2 separate regions of the Homo sapiens genome follow, and region 1 is linked to region 2. The links are chromatin loops, found by intact Hi-C in ENCODE. Cell type or tissue: GM12878. All regions are shown on one strand. Region 1 overlaps PIR (pirin). Region 2 has its middle 10 kb from the start of GEMIN8.

What was found. Peaks named below come from ENCODE experiments on the same cell type or tissue, not always from the same donor. Only the 100,000 strongest peaks of a DNase experiment are listed, where the experiment ranks them.
Region 1: it touches region 2 in a loop (8-fold over the local background); 5 of 110 quality-filtered maps call a loop at or near these places.

The regions. Positions count from the first base shown.
Region 1 is chrX:15,464,089-15,472,088 of GRCh38, reverse strand. All of the region lies in intron 3 of PIR (pirin), which reads left to right. All of the region lies in intron 2 of PIR-FIGF (PIR-FIGF readthrough), which reads left to right. Among named protein-coding and RNA genes, the nearest start is that of PIR-FIGF, 23 kb to the left of the region's middle. In GM12878, CTCF peaks have their summits at 901 (motif pointing left) and 3,926 (motif pointing right); DNase peaks (open chromatin) are centred at 858 and 6,565; H3K27ac peaks cover 356 bases.
Region 2 is chrX:14,036,279-14,044,278 of GRCh38, reverse strand. No RefSeq gene overlaps it. Among named protein-coding and RNA genes, the nearest start is that of GEMIN8, 10 kb to the right of the region's middle. In GM12878, a CTCF peak has its summit at 4,765 (motif pointing left); a DNase peak (open chromatin) is centred at 4,739.

The DNA.
Region 1 (8,000 bases), 1.4 Mb before region 2:
TGAGGCCTCCTACTTGGGTTTGCCCTCTCCAGATAAAGTGAACCTTACCTGTGTTCTATTCCTGTCAACCAGATAAGCTAATAATATATGCCATTGTGTAATGGGGATGAGGACTTTCTCTAGAAAACATCTGTGCACCATTAGAGGGGCGCATGAGATTTAGGAGTGCCTTAAATCAAAAGCATAACTTTCTCCTCCACAACACATTGCCTAGCTGAAAGGATATTAAAATAGTGAGTGCACTCATGAGTTTAGAAGTGGAGGCAGAGGACTTTCAAATTGCATGAAAGTTAGAAAATAATTAAGGAGGAACAAGATGGGTATAGTTGAAGAAGTTTCATGTTTTGAGGCAGAAGCTATCCCTTCTAACAGAAGGATCTGGGAGGGCTTCAGGGAAAATTTGCCCATTTAGTAAGGCCTTAACCAATAAGTAAGATTTGACTCTCTGGATAGTGGAGGTAAAGGTGAAAGTCGCGGTATGGGGATATAGTAGAAACAGTGAGTCATCTAATCGGGCTTACAAATGGGATGTGGAAGGATGGGAGGTGGAGGAGTATTATAGGGTCTAAAATTTTAGGTTGGGCCATTATTGGGGAAGGCCCAAGCTTCGAAGCCCAAGCTTGATCTCTAGCTATAGATGAATGAACAATATTTCACATCCTGAAACTGTCAACTTAACACAATCACGTTAAAATAAAACCATCTTTAGCCTAAAAGTTCTGCTTTTTGTGGAGTGCTGTCTATGTCAGTGGTTCTCAACTGGAGGTGATTTGTCCATCTGGGTCATATGGCAATTTCTACATTTGATCTTAGCCAAAAGCCCAAGAAGTGACTCATTTGCAATTTCTGTAGTCATTTCTGAGTGTCACAACTGGGGAGTGCTACTGCCATCTAGTGGGTAGAGGCCAGGGATGCTGCCAAACCTCCTACAGTGCACAGGCCACTTCCCACAGCAAAGAATTAAAGCCTCGTCTGTGTTAACAAGCGTAGGTCACATGAGGGAGAGTAGAAATTTAACTGAAATATTCTTTGAAAGTAGTCCAAATAAATTCCCAACAAATTTCCCTATACATCCTACCCACACCACATTGCAATTACAAACAAAAACCATTCATGTCTTAAAGGCTACATTCCAAGAGTTTTTAAGTAGAAAAATTGAGTGTTGGGGGGGTGGGGGGCCGGGGTGCGCTGGGCGCGGTGGCTCACGCCTGTAATCCCAGCACTTTTGGAGGCTAAGGCAGGTGGATCACTTGAGGTCAGGAGTTCAAGACCAGCCTGGCCAACATGGTGAAACCCCGTCTCTACTGAAAATACAAAAAATTAGCTGGGCGTGGTGGTGGGCGCCTGTAATCCCAGCTACTCGGGAGGCTGAGGCAGGAGATTCGCTTGAACTCAGGAGGTGGAGGTTGCAGTGAGCTGAGATCACACCATTGCACTCCAGCCTGGGCAACAAGAGTGAAACTCTGTCTCAAAAAAAAAAAAAAAAAAGAAAGAAAGAAAGAAAGAAAGAAAAATTGAGTGGGGGGAAATGTAATAAAGACTATAAGCCAATCATTAAAACATTATTTTATATCACCAAATATAAAATAAAGCTTTTCAAGTGAAACGAGAAATAAGTCCAAAGTAAATTAACATAGATCATTAAATGATAAAAAGCTTCATGCAAATTGTCCACACTATTAACAAAGCTGCTTCAGAGTCATCCAATCAACAGACTCTTAGAATCACAGGCCTGACTACACAGGATTAAACTTGAAGGAAATTTGCCATGCAACAGTATTAACTACTGATATATGAGAAGCTTCATATGTTGATACGTTACCTGTAAGCCTCAAAACAATCTTGAAAAGTAAAAATTGTTATCTCCCCCATTTTACACATGAGGAAACTAAGGTTCAGGGAGGCGGTGACTTGCGAAGTTCACACAGGCCATACAGAGCAAGATTTGGTGGGCCCATATGATCCCAGGCCCACATTTGTCCACTCTTTTTTGCTACCACTCCTTCTGGAACAAAGTTCCCTTTCTATATATCTGATATTTTCTCAATACTTTGACACATTCAGATGATTAAAAGATTTTTAATACCATTAGAAATGAGATTGTGCAGGTGACATAGACCATAAAACTATGAATAAACACCCCATACTCCTTCTGCCACTCACTTACTGTGGGACCTATGCTTTCATGGTCCAGGGATCTGAATTTTCCTATCTGTAAGTCCAAAATAGTGCTCTCACTTGTCCTCTGAACTTCCAGTATAATGAGGAAATGGGTTAGGTTGATTGTACCTGGCTATTTAAGGACAATCATTTACCTTACTTCTTATAGCTGCAACACTGTTCATGATCTAGTAGTAACATGATAATAAATTCATGTTTCAGTCGCTTATAACTTACTACAACCTAATTTTTCCCTCTTTCTGTATACCTTTTCTCCCCACCCTACCTTAATTTTTTCCCCCAAATTTCTTCTTTTTAAGACCCACCTGGGAGGATTCCTCCTCCACGAATTACTCCCTCATTCCTCTGGAATCTTTGTCACAATCAATCTTTCTTCTAGATTTGCTTGTACTTCTCTTTAGCTTTCATTTCTCTTGTCTGCATATTTTAGTGGTTTATCTTCTGCTAGAGTGGTAGCTCCCTGAAGGTATGGAAGCAATGACCACTGTGTTCCTTCTAGGTGATTCCTGACTTCCTGTTTGTGAGTTTGTAATGACATTTTATCTTGGGTGGGCCAGAACGAAAGAAAGAAAAAGAAAGGGGAGGGAGGAATGATTAGCAAAGTAGTGGGCCTTTTCCTAGAGATAAATTTATTTTATTTAAAAGACTGTTCTTTATTCAGATATTGCTATTCTTCCTTTTTTTGGTTGTTAGAATGGCCTTTCTTTTATGAAATGATGACCATAGTAGATAATTTTTACCTTTCACAATCTGAATTTAAAAGTTGGCACCCCCACCCACCATTGAGGAGTATTCTATAAAATACTTCACCAGTACTCTTCAAAATTATCAAGCTCATGAAAAACAAGGAAAGAGTGAGAAACTGTCACAGATGGAAGAAACCAAGGGGACATGATGACATGGATCCTGAACCAAAAATGGATATTCATAGAAAAACTGGTGAAAGCCACATAAGTGATATACTTTAGTTAATGGCAGTGTATCAACATTGGTTTCTTAGTCTTGGCAAATGTTCTGAGGTTATATAATATGTTAATGGCAGGAGAAGCTGGGTGGACTCTCCATACTATCTTTACAATTGTTATGTAAACTTAAAAATTATTCCAAAATTTAACTTTTATTTTTAAAAGACTAAGGAAGGCAAAAAATTGGCATCCCTCTCTCAGACCCCTTTATTTTAAAATGTTTTATTGCTTCTTGATGTCCAAAATCCTGGGGCCTGGGGCCCAATAACATCAAGTTCAATGATCACACTCACTCAAAGTTTGAGAAATTAAATCTACAGTGAATTGAATCAGGGAATCATAATAATAACGTACCCATAAAAAGGTGTCAGCTGCTTAATTAAATATTGTTATAATGAAATTTTAACAAAATATTAAAAGGAAAATCGACATGAGTCTCTGAAACCTCTTCCTCTGTAAGACCCCTGTGAGTCCCAAACCTGCCCAAGACCATATGTGCAAACAAGTGTTTTCAGGCACTTCATTCTTAGGCATCTGCCTTAACAACTTTTAACTGGAGACTGTACTAAGCAGAAGAACTTCCCTCTATGCCACAACATAGCTGATCCCTTAATGACTAGATGGCAGCCTGCCACAGTGACACACAGTCTTTAAGCAGAGACGCCATGCATGTGCTACAAGACATATTTAGTAATCAGTGGATCTGTTGGCGAGACATAGGTCTGGTTTGGTGAGGTTTGATTTTAGGAAAAGAATGAGCACACATAATTTGTGTCAGCAGAGGGCTCTCTTAAGCAACAATAGTTCCGACTACCCGTTTATGTGGAAATTTGGGTAGTCATAGAAGTTAGCAAACCATTCCCTTCAGGCCCCTTCAGTATAACATGGAAATTAAAACAATGGAAATGAACATCTTGAGCACAGTTTTGCCAGATGTAGGTGGTGCCAGTTAAGAAGTTGGGCTGCTGATTACATGGCGACCCAGGCATAGCTTGTCTGAAGAGATTCCCCAAAACATTTATTCCTGATCTGGGTTTGAAGGAGAAGGGGCATGCCTGGTCCTGGGGTTCTAGAAGCAGCTGGAAGTTTCTGAGGGAGTTTGTAATTCAGCTCTTTTGAGTAGTTAGGTTTGGGAATATGATTATCATAGAACCTTGATGTCCATGTCAGAAATTTTAATCAGAGTGAAAGAAAAAAATAGGTTTGGGAGACTTGAGAATGGGAACAACGTAAAAAAATAAGAGACAAATAAGTCAGTTGTTCTTTTCTTTGTAGTTAGATGGTAGGTAGAACTCTTTGATACCCACACCAAAGAAGGATTTCATGATCACCTCATCTCAGGATCCTGTAGCTTTGGGATCTTCCATAAACCTACTCCCTTCACTCAGAAATCATGAGGCCTATTTTCAGCTTTGTGTATATTAGCAGTAGGACCCTTTCTTTGCCTGAAATAGCCAGTTTGCCTGAAGCCATTGAAGTTGGCAAAGTCCCCTTGTTACCTGTGTGAAATCCCTGCAGTTCTGGCTCCTATTGCAATTGTCATGGGATTTCTCCTCTGAGACAAGCCCTGTGCTCCCAGCACATACGTTACTGGCAATATGCCGTCAGCATTTGTGAGGCAGCATGGGGGTGGGGGAGTGAAAGTAGTTTTATTCTCAGGGACAGATAATGTTGTTTTAGATCTTTGTTCTGCTATTGTTAACTGTAACCTTAATCTCACTAAGCCACGATGTTTTCATCAGTAATATATAGGTGATCACATATTTCCAGGATCAGATGCTTTGTAAATGCTGAAATGCTATGCAAATATAAGATGCTATTCATCCATCCATCCATCGATTGATTGATCAATTCATTCATTCATTGAACAAATCTTCAGTGCCAGCTGTATGCTAGGCACCATAGTAGCTAAGTTAAAAAAGTCCCTGCCTTCATGGGGCTTACATTCTCTTAATGAAGACAGACAATAAATGAATAACAAATAATTACATAATATAGTGTCCCATGGTGAAAAAGCTAGGAAGAAGAAACAAACCATGGTTGGAGGATACAGAATTGATTGATAAATTAGACCAGATGGGCTGGTTGGAGGTGGCCTTTCTTAGGCAGTAACATTTGAACAGAGGCCTGAGTGAAGCGAGGAGGTGAACTATGAGACTGTTGGAGGGGGTAGGGGGAACTATTCCAGGAAGCGTGAATGAAGATCCACGAATGGGATCTCTGCCCACGGAGCTGTGGTAGCTGTGCCAACTCTAGGACTTACCCATCACCTGTTATGGGCCAGGTGCTTTGCACACATTACTCACTTAGTCCTTACCACTCTCGGAGAGCTCACCTCCCAGGTCTATGCTGTACATGAGGAGACTGAGCCTCCAAGAAGTGAAGGGACTTCACCCTGCATACCAAACCTGGTAAATGGCAAACCTGAGGTTTGCACCAGAGCCCCAAAGCCGGTGTAGTTTTTGGAGGCAGGGCCACACCTGCAGGGGGCAGAGTGGCGGGAGTCTCTGAAGCACTGGTGCTTCTGCAGGGTGGTGGCAGGGAAATGTAAGGCAGGACCTGGTAGAGCTTTAAAATACTCGGATTTATCCATTGGCCGAATACCTGAACCGTGTTGGTTATCTTTTCCTTTTTGTTAAAACCACCTTTTGGAACTTGTGAAGGTGCGTATGTGGGGTTGGGATTGGGTGAGTCAATTTAGTCAATTGGGTGATTTTCCCGGTTTCTACTCAAGTCATGAAAACATTTTTGTAAAATAACTTGAGTCCTTAATTGTATGGATTCAGACATCCTTGAAGACCAGTTAGCAGCTTCTATTATGCAATATGTTCCTTGCTGGCATCTCTCATCAGCCATGACCTCAACTCGTGTTTTGTTTTGTTTTTCTCTTTTTCCTACCAAGCCACTAGTAGACAAAAAAAAAAAAAAAAAAAAAACAGCCACCATTTTAAAGCAAATGGAAATTAAAGGAAAACATAGTTTTCCCTGTAATATAAACATTTTGCTTTAAAGAACAGGTCTTGCATCTTATTCCCAAACACTGAATGAGGTACTCAGACTCTGCCTTCTAAATACCAGCCAGAAAGAAACAACAAACTATATTATCTCTTGCGTTGTAATTCTTCAGAATTAATTTATAGCTCCTTGAGGTACACCTTTCCTAAACTTCACATGGCAAGTGACACTTTTCTTTCATCACTATTGTGTGTTTTGTCTTTCTGCCCCCAAACACAAACACACAAGGAAATAAGAACTGACAAGGAAGCAAAAATATTTAGTAAAGACCCACGGAAAGAATTAGAAGGAGGAAAAGAGGAAGCAGGACCAAGAAGCACGTCAAGTGCTTTAAGAAAACACCTGTTTCAGATTACAAATTTCTTACTTAATTAGACACATGCAACTCTTGAGTTTAAACATAACACTCACAATTCGTCAGCCACCCACGGCAATTCTCCAGGTGTTTGTGATTATGTAATGCCCTAAAAAATCATCTGGATTGTGTCAACTCTCAGAAGTACTGCTTCAGTTTTTTAAAAAATCCTCTACAGACATTAATTTATATGTAAAGTCTCAGTCTAGCATTTACACTACTTAGCAAAAAAACAAATAAAAGGTTATAATAAGTAAAAGGTCAGTGGTTTCCTTGGTTTCTGATTTTTTTTTCCCCAAAGGCTGAAAGTATGTTTTTTGCTTCAAGTAGTAAAAGATAGGCATTTTGAATTCAATAAAACTTCATTGACCAGACTTCTCTAATTCAGATTTTATGATATTTAGGATAGGAGCAACGAGGTTTAATTGTATAACCAGGGAAAGGAGCATCCACACTGCAAAAGTAGAGGAAAGGGGGGATAACTGTTTCCTGAATCTTTTTAAAAAAGTGTTGAAATTGCTTCCTAAAATCAAATTTGGAAAAAAAAATCTTGATGTCCACTTAGATTTTTCATCCTTAAATGAGTCATACTCACCACAATTTACTTTTTAAAGTTGCTTGACATATTTTTAGATGGTTAGCAACCTGAAAGCCCTTAGGCTTGGATAATTGAAAAATATTTGGGGATGGAAAAGAATATGATTTGAAAGGGACTCCTTTGAGAGCCCAAAAGGGAGCTTCAGCCCAAACAGAATGGAGATTGCCTTTCTCATGCAATTATTTTAATTAAAAATGCATGTGCAGCAGGAAAAGCAAAGCAATTCTAGACACCACTCCTTATAGTTTGGCTGATTGTTTGAAATCTGGAAGCTTTTGTTTGTCCTCTTAAATTTTTAAGCTTTGTATTAGATCCTAAATGCTTTGTTCCTATTCTGACATAAGCGCTCTCTATAAAAAATGCAGGTCTTTTCCACACAGTAACACATGTTAAAGTCGGAGCTGCATTGTCCTACATGTAATATGGAGCTACTCTTCTGATTCTTAGTGTTTCTCCTTGTGTCTCACTGCCTTTCTATCCAGCCCCAGTTCACCTAAGCAGGGAACAAGATATTCATCAGCGTCTATGTAAAATAAACTATATCACTTACTTTCATCCACTGATTAGCGGCAGCATCTTTCTTTTTTCCAAAACAAAAAAGTTGTTTCCATTGTATAAAAGTCAATTAATTATTACAGAAAATTCAAACTGTCAGAAAAATGGAAAGAAACATATCTGAAATTCTACTATCTGGAGATGACCACTGTTCACATTGTGATGTATGTTCATCCGGGCACCTCCATGCATACTAACACAACTCGATAATTTTATTTAAATGAGTCCATTTAAATACATTGTTTTATTTGTCCCCTTTAAATAGAATTGCTGTTCTGTAACCTGCTTTTCCAATTAAATAATATTTCATTTTTTTCTGTGTCAATAAATA
Region 2 (8,000 bases):
GCCGTCAAACTACGGAAGTGATAACATTTGCTTAAATGGCTTTCTATAACAATGACCAGCAAATCTAGCCTAATGTAGACAACACTGTTATTCACTCCAAATATACTCCCTTTCCTTCCATAGACAGTCTATGCCTGCACATGGCAAGCAATAAAACAGTATGAACATTCAGATAATTTATCCAGTGTTGATGATCATTTCTAATTACACTGTACAATAATTTGTCCAGTGATTAGCATTGATTATTACAAAATGGTCACTTCTCAAACATTAATCTAAGCTGACAGGCTCAGAACACAATACCCCAAAATACAGTAGCTTGGCAATTGAGAAAATGGCAGAAGCAGGAAGGTCTCTCTCATCTTCTCCCACCATTCTCCCCTGAAACAGGCCATAGAATCTAGGAAGGTCAGTCTCTGACCCTCTCCTTCCTTTCTCCCCTGAAGACCCTCATATGACAGGTGTCCTGCCCTATACCTAGAGGAAAGAAATGTTACACAGAGAGGCCAAAAAGAATCTGAACAAACAGGCCTTGCTAAGTTCCCCCAAATTTACTACCACTATGTCATATTATTTTGTCCTCCAATCACACTTCTGCATGACTGTCCACAAAAATATGGTTTTCCCTTAGTCTCTGGGTTTTCATTTCTGAAGCTTCCTGTGTTATGTAAAATTTATATTGAGTAAACTTGCTATGCTTTTCTCTTTTTAATCTGTCATTTGTTATTGGGGTTTCAGCCATGAAGGAACCCAAAATATTTCTGTCTAAAACACTGAGGACTATTGACCTGAAGAAGGTTAAAACACCAGAGGACACTCTGCCCCTCCCTCTGCCTGCCTGATGACAGGAGAGCAATTTACAAAGACAAAGGTCTTCCTGTCCTCCTCCCTGACTTTTCCTGCCTACACTTGCTCATCAGCTGAGAGATAACAGTGCCAGAGGACCTAGGAACAAACTTGACTCTTCCCATAAGTTTACCTTCCCACATTTGCCCACCTTTTGGAAGCCTGAAAATGCTCTCTTCTTTGTCTTGTCACTATAGGATTTAAGGCTGTTTGTTGAAATACTATTTAAGCAAGTCCCCTAAGCCACTGCCTTAAGAGAGAAATACTTTTGAACAGAGGCCTCTCCCAAGTGATGGGTACAGCACGTGTCAATAAACTTCTGCTGGTTTTTCTCTTGTTAACGTGACTTTCGTTTTCAGGAGTGTCTCAACTAAGAGAGGGGTAAAAATAAGAAATTATATTTTCTCCCCTATAGTCATGAACCTTATAATGAGTGAGGAAAGACACTCCTTCTCCCCTACAAAGTGTAGATGACTTTTTATACATTGATCCTTGGAATCTGTAAGGTTCTTGAGAATTAAGCAATAGAAACCAAAAATTATGTCCCATTACAAGTTATCTTCCAACCACCATTCTGAAGATTAGGAGGTGGGTTTGCTTATTCGTTTTGTGGTTACTGCAAATTTTGTTGGGTATTTTTTTTGTTTTTTGGAAGAAAGAGAAGGCTTGGAAGTGTAATAAATTTTCCCAAGCCCTGGAAGTGCATAAATACTTTCAAGAGCAGGGTGAAGCTCAACAAATTATAGTATAAACTCTCTTCAATAAAATACCCACACATCCACTGTGGCTAAGGTTGAACTGGAGTCTTATTTTAGACAGCAGAACTAAAAGAAAATAGCACTCACCCTGGGTAGCAGAAATGCCTGAATTTATATAACACCTATATTCACAGAGTTAATGTACAATTTAGTGAAATTAAATTAATTAATTTTTAATTGCACAGAGGGTCCACTCTACTCCTATTTTTAATTCTTTTGTAGGAAGGAAAAAAAAAGGCTCCAGTGAGTTGTAATTGTGCCACTGCCCTCCAGCCTGGGCAAAAGAGTAAGAGCTTATCTCTAAATAAATAAATAGGCCAGGCAGGCATGGTGGCTCATGACTGTAATCCCAACACTTTTAGAGGCCAAGGTGGGCAGATTGCTTGAGCCCAGAAGTTCGATACCAGCCTGGGAAACATGGCAAAAACTCATCTCTACCAAAAATGCAAAAATTAGCTGGGCGTAGTGGTGTATGCCTGTGGTCCCAGCTACTTGGGAGGCTGAGGTGGGAGGATCACTTGACCCTAGGAGTTCGAGGCTGCAGTGAGCCGTAATCATGCCACTACACTCCAGCCTGGGTGACACAGCAAGACTCTATCTCAAAAAAATTTTTTTAATTAAAAATGAGTGAGGGTAGGGAGCATAAATACATCCTTCTTTTGAGTCTCCACAGCACCTAGCAACCTGCTTTACACATTCAAAATATGTCTTATATATTTGAAATATGGGCTATTTATTGATTGGCTGAAGGAAAAGATCCTTGAATTCCATAAATTATGATTCTCTAATTTATCTTTTATCATTTCTTCTTTTCCTCATTCCATTGCTTCTTTCTCAACTGGAGGTAAATTTGTCCCAGGATGAAGTCTATGAATGGAATGGATGAAGTGTCATGGAAACAGAATGGAGCAAATCCAAGTGTGGGTTTTTTTTTTATAACTATTGATTTCTTGACTCTGCTTTCAGTTTCCATTGATTTGTTGGTGTTAACTGGATTTATGACTACTATGCTTTGTTTCTGTGAGTCAGTATTCTATTTTCCCTGAAGCAACATGTCTGTTGTACACAGGCCATCTCCCTGAGACCTCAACGCATCCAGAAAACAGCCAAGAGCTGAGAAGTAAGCAAAATATCTCTGAACAACCAAAACAGGTATCACCATGTCTCCACTGTCCAAACACTTACATAAGATGGAACACCTTTTGGAGCTCTCTGCACATAATTCTAGTCAATTCGTTTGTGTGATTTTCCTAACAAGGCATGTTAGAAGCAGCAAATTTGTTGGCAGGTTAGGAAGGATAGGTTGCCAAAGGCTGGAACACTGACAATCATTAAAATGACACCTGATAGACTAAAAGTGAGAAAAAGAACAAACAACAAAAAAAGAAAACATGTAAAAATAAGAACCAAGGAATCAAAACTCAAAAGAGATTTGATCATGCCATGTAGAGGCAAATAACCCTATATTTGTATTGCTCATTGCATTCTAGTGTGGGAGAGAAATTGACATTCATCATGGTAAGCCTGAGATATAAAGACAAGAATAAAATGTGCTCAGGAAACTGTTGGAGAAGACAGGAAAGTACACAATAGATTTTAGAAAGATTTCTAGTCAAAATGGTTTTGTTGTTGTTGTTTTTGTGTTTAGAGGAGTAAACATCAGTTAATGGGGAAAAGAAGATTCATAAGTCATTTAAATAGGCCACTTCTTTCCTAACAGACTGGACAAATTGGGCATTACTGTATTTCAAACAAAGCACGAAAAATCTCTTTAGAAGTGTCTCATTCTACAAATATACTATAACCGCAATAATGTGATTTAGGAGGGAAAGAGAGAGACACACACACAAAGACTGCTACTAACTCCTGGACAGGTTAGAAGTTATTACCATTCCATCTTTCTTGCCATTGTTCCCCAACCACATATATTCTCAACTTTTACATAGCTATTAGCATAATATATGATTTATTTTGCTTTGACTTGACTTATCATTCATCACATACTTTCCATGTGCCTATATAATATTCATAATTTTCATTTTGATGGCTGCCTAATAGTCCATGTTCCTAAATTGCTTTCAATTTTACCAATTATCAATAAACAATACTGCAATAAACACCTTCACATATACAGCTATTCTGTCCTTGTGTAGTTTTGGATTACTATCAAACAATAAATTCACCAAAGTGAAATTAGAAATATATCTAAATTAAGAAATGTATTTGAACAGTGACTTGCTTTACGAGGTTGTGGTGAAAATGAGGTTGTAATACCAGTCAAAGCCCTCCTCCCCAGATTAGCAGAAATTTAACTCCTCACTTGACTCTCCCCCACTTCCCTGAATTGCCCAAGAACCCAGAGATTCATTCAGTCAAACTCTTAGCAGAGGGAAAACTAGAGAATCTGACCACCGTCCAGTGGACACTTCTTGACGCCTGCTGTTGCTTCAGTTACTCAGTTACTCCTGTCCTATGGCACATGCATCTAATGAGTGGATATCATGGCTCTTAAACCATGAACTCACAACACCCATGTGTGAAGAGGGCCCCGTGGGCATCATTGTTCCTCTACTAACAGATGAAGATAGGCAGGCTCTGAGAAGTAGTGACACAACCAGGAAGGGACAAAGACAGACCTTCCATCCCTCGGACAGGGATTCATCCATTTCACCGTGCAAGCTCATCATGTACAAGATCCATGCCAAGAAAAATCTGACAGTATACAGGGACAGGACCTGATTTTTTTTCTTAATGTAGAAGGGTGATTCTGCACAGTATATGTAGTTGTGCTTCTATGTCAATGACCCATAAAATATCTTGTGAGGACAGAAAACATAACATACGTAAAATTATGCTCTAAAAAAGCCTTACACATTGTTGGCCTCAAATTATTTTAGCCAGTTGAAATGAAAATTATTTAGAGATTAATTTTAACCTAATTCGGATTTTGTTGAAGATGTAGTAACTTTAAAAACAATGTGAAAGAATAGAGCTGGAAACGCAGTAGTGAAATATCATCTAAAAACAATACACTATTGAATTTTAGATGTATAGAGTCATTTACATGTGACTGACATGTGTCACTACAGCCTATGACTGAGAGATTAATGCACTTCCTTTTAAAAGCATTTCTCCAATACTTTGTACAATTGTGCCCTCTGCCGGATGCACATGGGTATTATTTTACAGGGCTATACATAGGAAACAATGCTTTATAATCACATCTTTTTAAAGTAAAACTTTTCAATACTTGAATTCTGTGTATATTTCAGCAATTAGTTGGTTCTATCCCACACAAACTTCCTAATCCTCTTTTTAAATTACTGATAATCTCATTTACAGAAATCAAAACATTGTTAAAGATTAGCTCAGTACTGTTTAGTGCTGTCAGCTGAGTAAATTGTTACTTCTCAAAAAAGAACTCATAACTAAATATAAATATGGATAAATCTCTTGAAAGTTTCTCATATCTCAATAAAATGCATAATGAAACCATTTATTATCATATTTAAGTTTACAAATATCCACCCAATTATTGTCTCATTTCGTTTCATTATTTAAAAATATTTATTCCCATGTAGCATACTGGATTTCAATGATACACAACAAAATAATATGTGGTCTCAATTCTCAAGAATTTTATTATTAAATGGAAAATGGTGAGAAGTAAATGAACAACTGCAGAGTAGCACATGCCATGAACACTGGGATGTTCCAGATTCCCCTTCAATGAGGAACTTGCGGCTCCAGTCACAGAGAGCCTCCTTACGCAATGTCACACCCCTTTTCAGGAGCCCACATCCAATGACTGATCCATGCTGGAGAAAAAAGTGCCCACCATATCAGCCCAACTTTCTACAACTCAGAAGGGCCATTCTGGCTCCCTAAATCCCCTGGGGTTTACCACAGTTGTTAGGCACACATTCAAGCTCAGCCCTTCTCTCTACCCCAGTGGTTTTCAACTGAGGGCAATTTGCTATCCCCTCCTTCCCCACCACCAGCATATTTTGCAATGTCTGAAAACACTTTTGGTCATCACAACTGAAGGGGAGGGAGGTGTGTATGTGTGCTACTGGCATCTAGTGGGTAGAGCCCAGGGATACTGCTATGCATCCCATAGTGCACAGGACAGCCCCACAACAAAGTGTTACACCTAGTCTGAAATGTCTCTATGCCACAGTTGAAAAACCCTGTTCTATCCAATCTCGTGCTTTCCTTTCCCTTTCATAGGTGTTGGTCTGAGGTCATTCTTTTTTTTGGGGGGGGGTGTTTTGGTTTTGTTTTTCAACTTTTGTTTTAGATTTGGGGGTACACACGCAGGTTTGTTACAAATGTGTATTGCATGATGCTGAGGTTTGCAGTACAATTGAAACCATCACCCAGGAAGTGAGCATAGTACCTAACAGGTAGTATTTCAATCCTTTCTTCCCTCCATGTCTCCCTCCTCTTGTATTCCCTGGTGTCTATTGTTCCCATCTTTATGTCCATGTGTGTCCAATGTTTAGCTCTCACTTATAAGTGAGAACATGTGATATTTGGTTTTCCATTCCTGCATTAGTTCACTTAGGATAATCACCTCCATCTGCATCCATGTTTCTGCAAAGGACATAATTTCATTATTTGTTATGGCTGTGTAGTATTCCATGGCGCATATGTACCACATTTTCTTTATCCAATCCACCATTGATGGGCACTTGGGCTAATTCCATTTCTTTGCTATTGTGAATAGCACTGCAATGAACATACAGGTGCATGTGTCTTTTTGGTAGAATTTCTTTTCCTTTGAGTATATACCCAGTAATGGGATTGCTGGGTCGAACAGTAGTTCAACTCTCACTTCTTTGAGAAATCTCCAAACTGCTTTCCACGGTGGATGACCTAATTTACAGTCCCACAAGTAGTGTATAAGCATTCACTATTTTTTTTTTTTTTTTTTTTTTTTTTTTGGCGGCGGGGAGACGGATTCTCGCTCTGTCTCCCAGGCTGGAGTGCAGTGGCGCGATCTCGGCTCACTGCAACCTCTGCCTCCCGGGTTCAAGCGATTCTCCTGCTTCAGCCTCCTGAGTAGCTGGAACTACAGGCACGCACCACCACGCCCGGCTAATTTTTGCATTTTTAGTAGAGACGGGGTTTCACCATGTTGGCCAGGCTGGTCTCCAACTCCCAACCTCAGGTGATACGGCCGCCTCAGCCTCCCAAAGCACTTTCGCAGGCCCACCAGCATCTGTTTTTTGCCAAGGTCATTCTTTACCGAACATCCTGCACCCTAAACTCCATCAAAGAGTTGGCTTTCTGGGAAACAGTTACGATAGTATCCATAAGAAACCATTTGGTCTTATACGTGTGTATAAGAGAGACAAAGTAGTATGTATGTATATAAATTTATTAGTATGAACAAAACTAGGAGGACATACGCTAAATATAAAGAGTGGTTATTTCATTTTTTAAATGTTTTGTTTTTAATTATTGTGGGAATATAATAGGTGTATGTATTTATGGGATACATGAAATGTTTTGATATAGGCATGCAATGTAATTATCACATAATGAAAGATAGGGTATCCATCCTCTCAAGCATTTATCTTTTGTGTTACAATCCAATTATCCTCTTTTAATTTAAAATGCACAATTAAATTATTATGAATTATAGTCACCCTGTTGTGCTATCAAATACTAGGCCTTATTCATTCACTTTATTTTTTGTGCCCATTAACCACCCCCATCTCCCCATCACCCCCCACTATGCTTCCTAGCCTCTTGTAATCATCCTTCTACTTTCTATCTCCATGGGTTCAATTATTTTGATGTTTAGATCCCACAAATAAGTAAGAATATGCAATGTTTGTCTTTCTTTTCCTGGCTTATTTCACTTAACATAATGACTTCCAGTTCTATCTATGTTGTTGCAATCTCATTTTTTTTTTATGGCCGAAGAGTACTCGGTTGTGTATATGTACCACATTTTCTTTATCCATTCATCTGTTGATGGACACTTAGGTTGCTTCCAAATCTTGCCTATTGTGAACAGAGCTGCAACAAACATGGGAGTGCAGATATCTCTTCGATATGTTGATATCCTTTCTTTTGGATATATGCCCAGCAGTGGGATTGCTAGATCATATGGTAGCTCTATTTTTAGTTTTTGAAGAACCTCCAAACTGTTCTCCATAGTGGTTATACTAATTTACATTCCCAACAACAGTGTATGAGGGTTCCCTTTTCTCCACATCCTTGCCAGCATTTGTTACCGCCTGTCTTTTGGATATCAGCCATTTTAACTGGGGTGAGATGATATCTCATTATAGTTTTGATTTGCATTTCTCTCATGATCAATGATGTTGAGCACCTTTTCATATGCCTGTTTGCCATTTGTATGTTTTCTTTTGAGAAATGTCT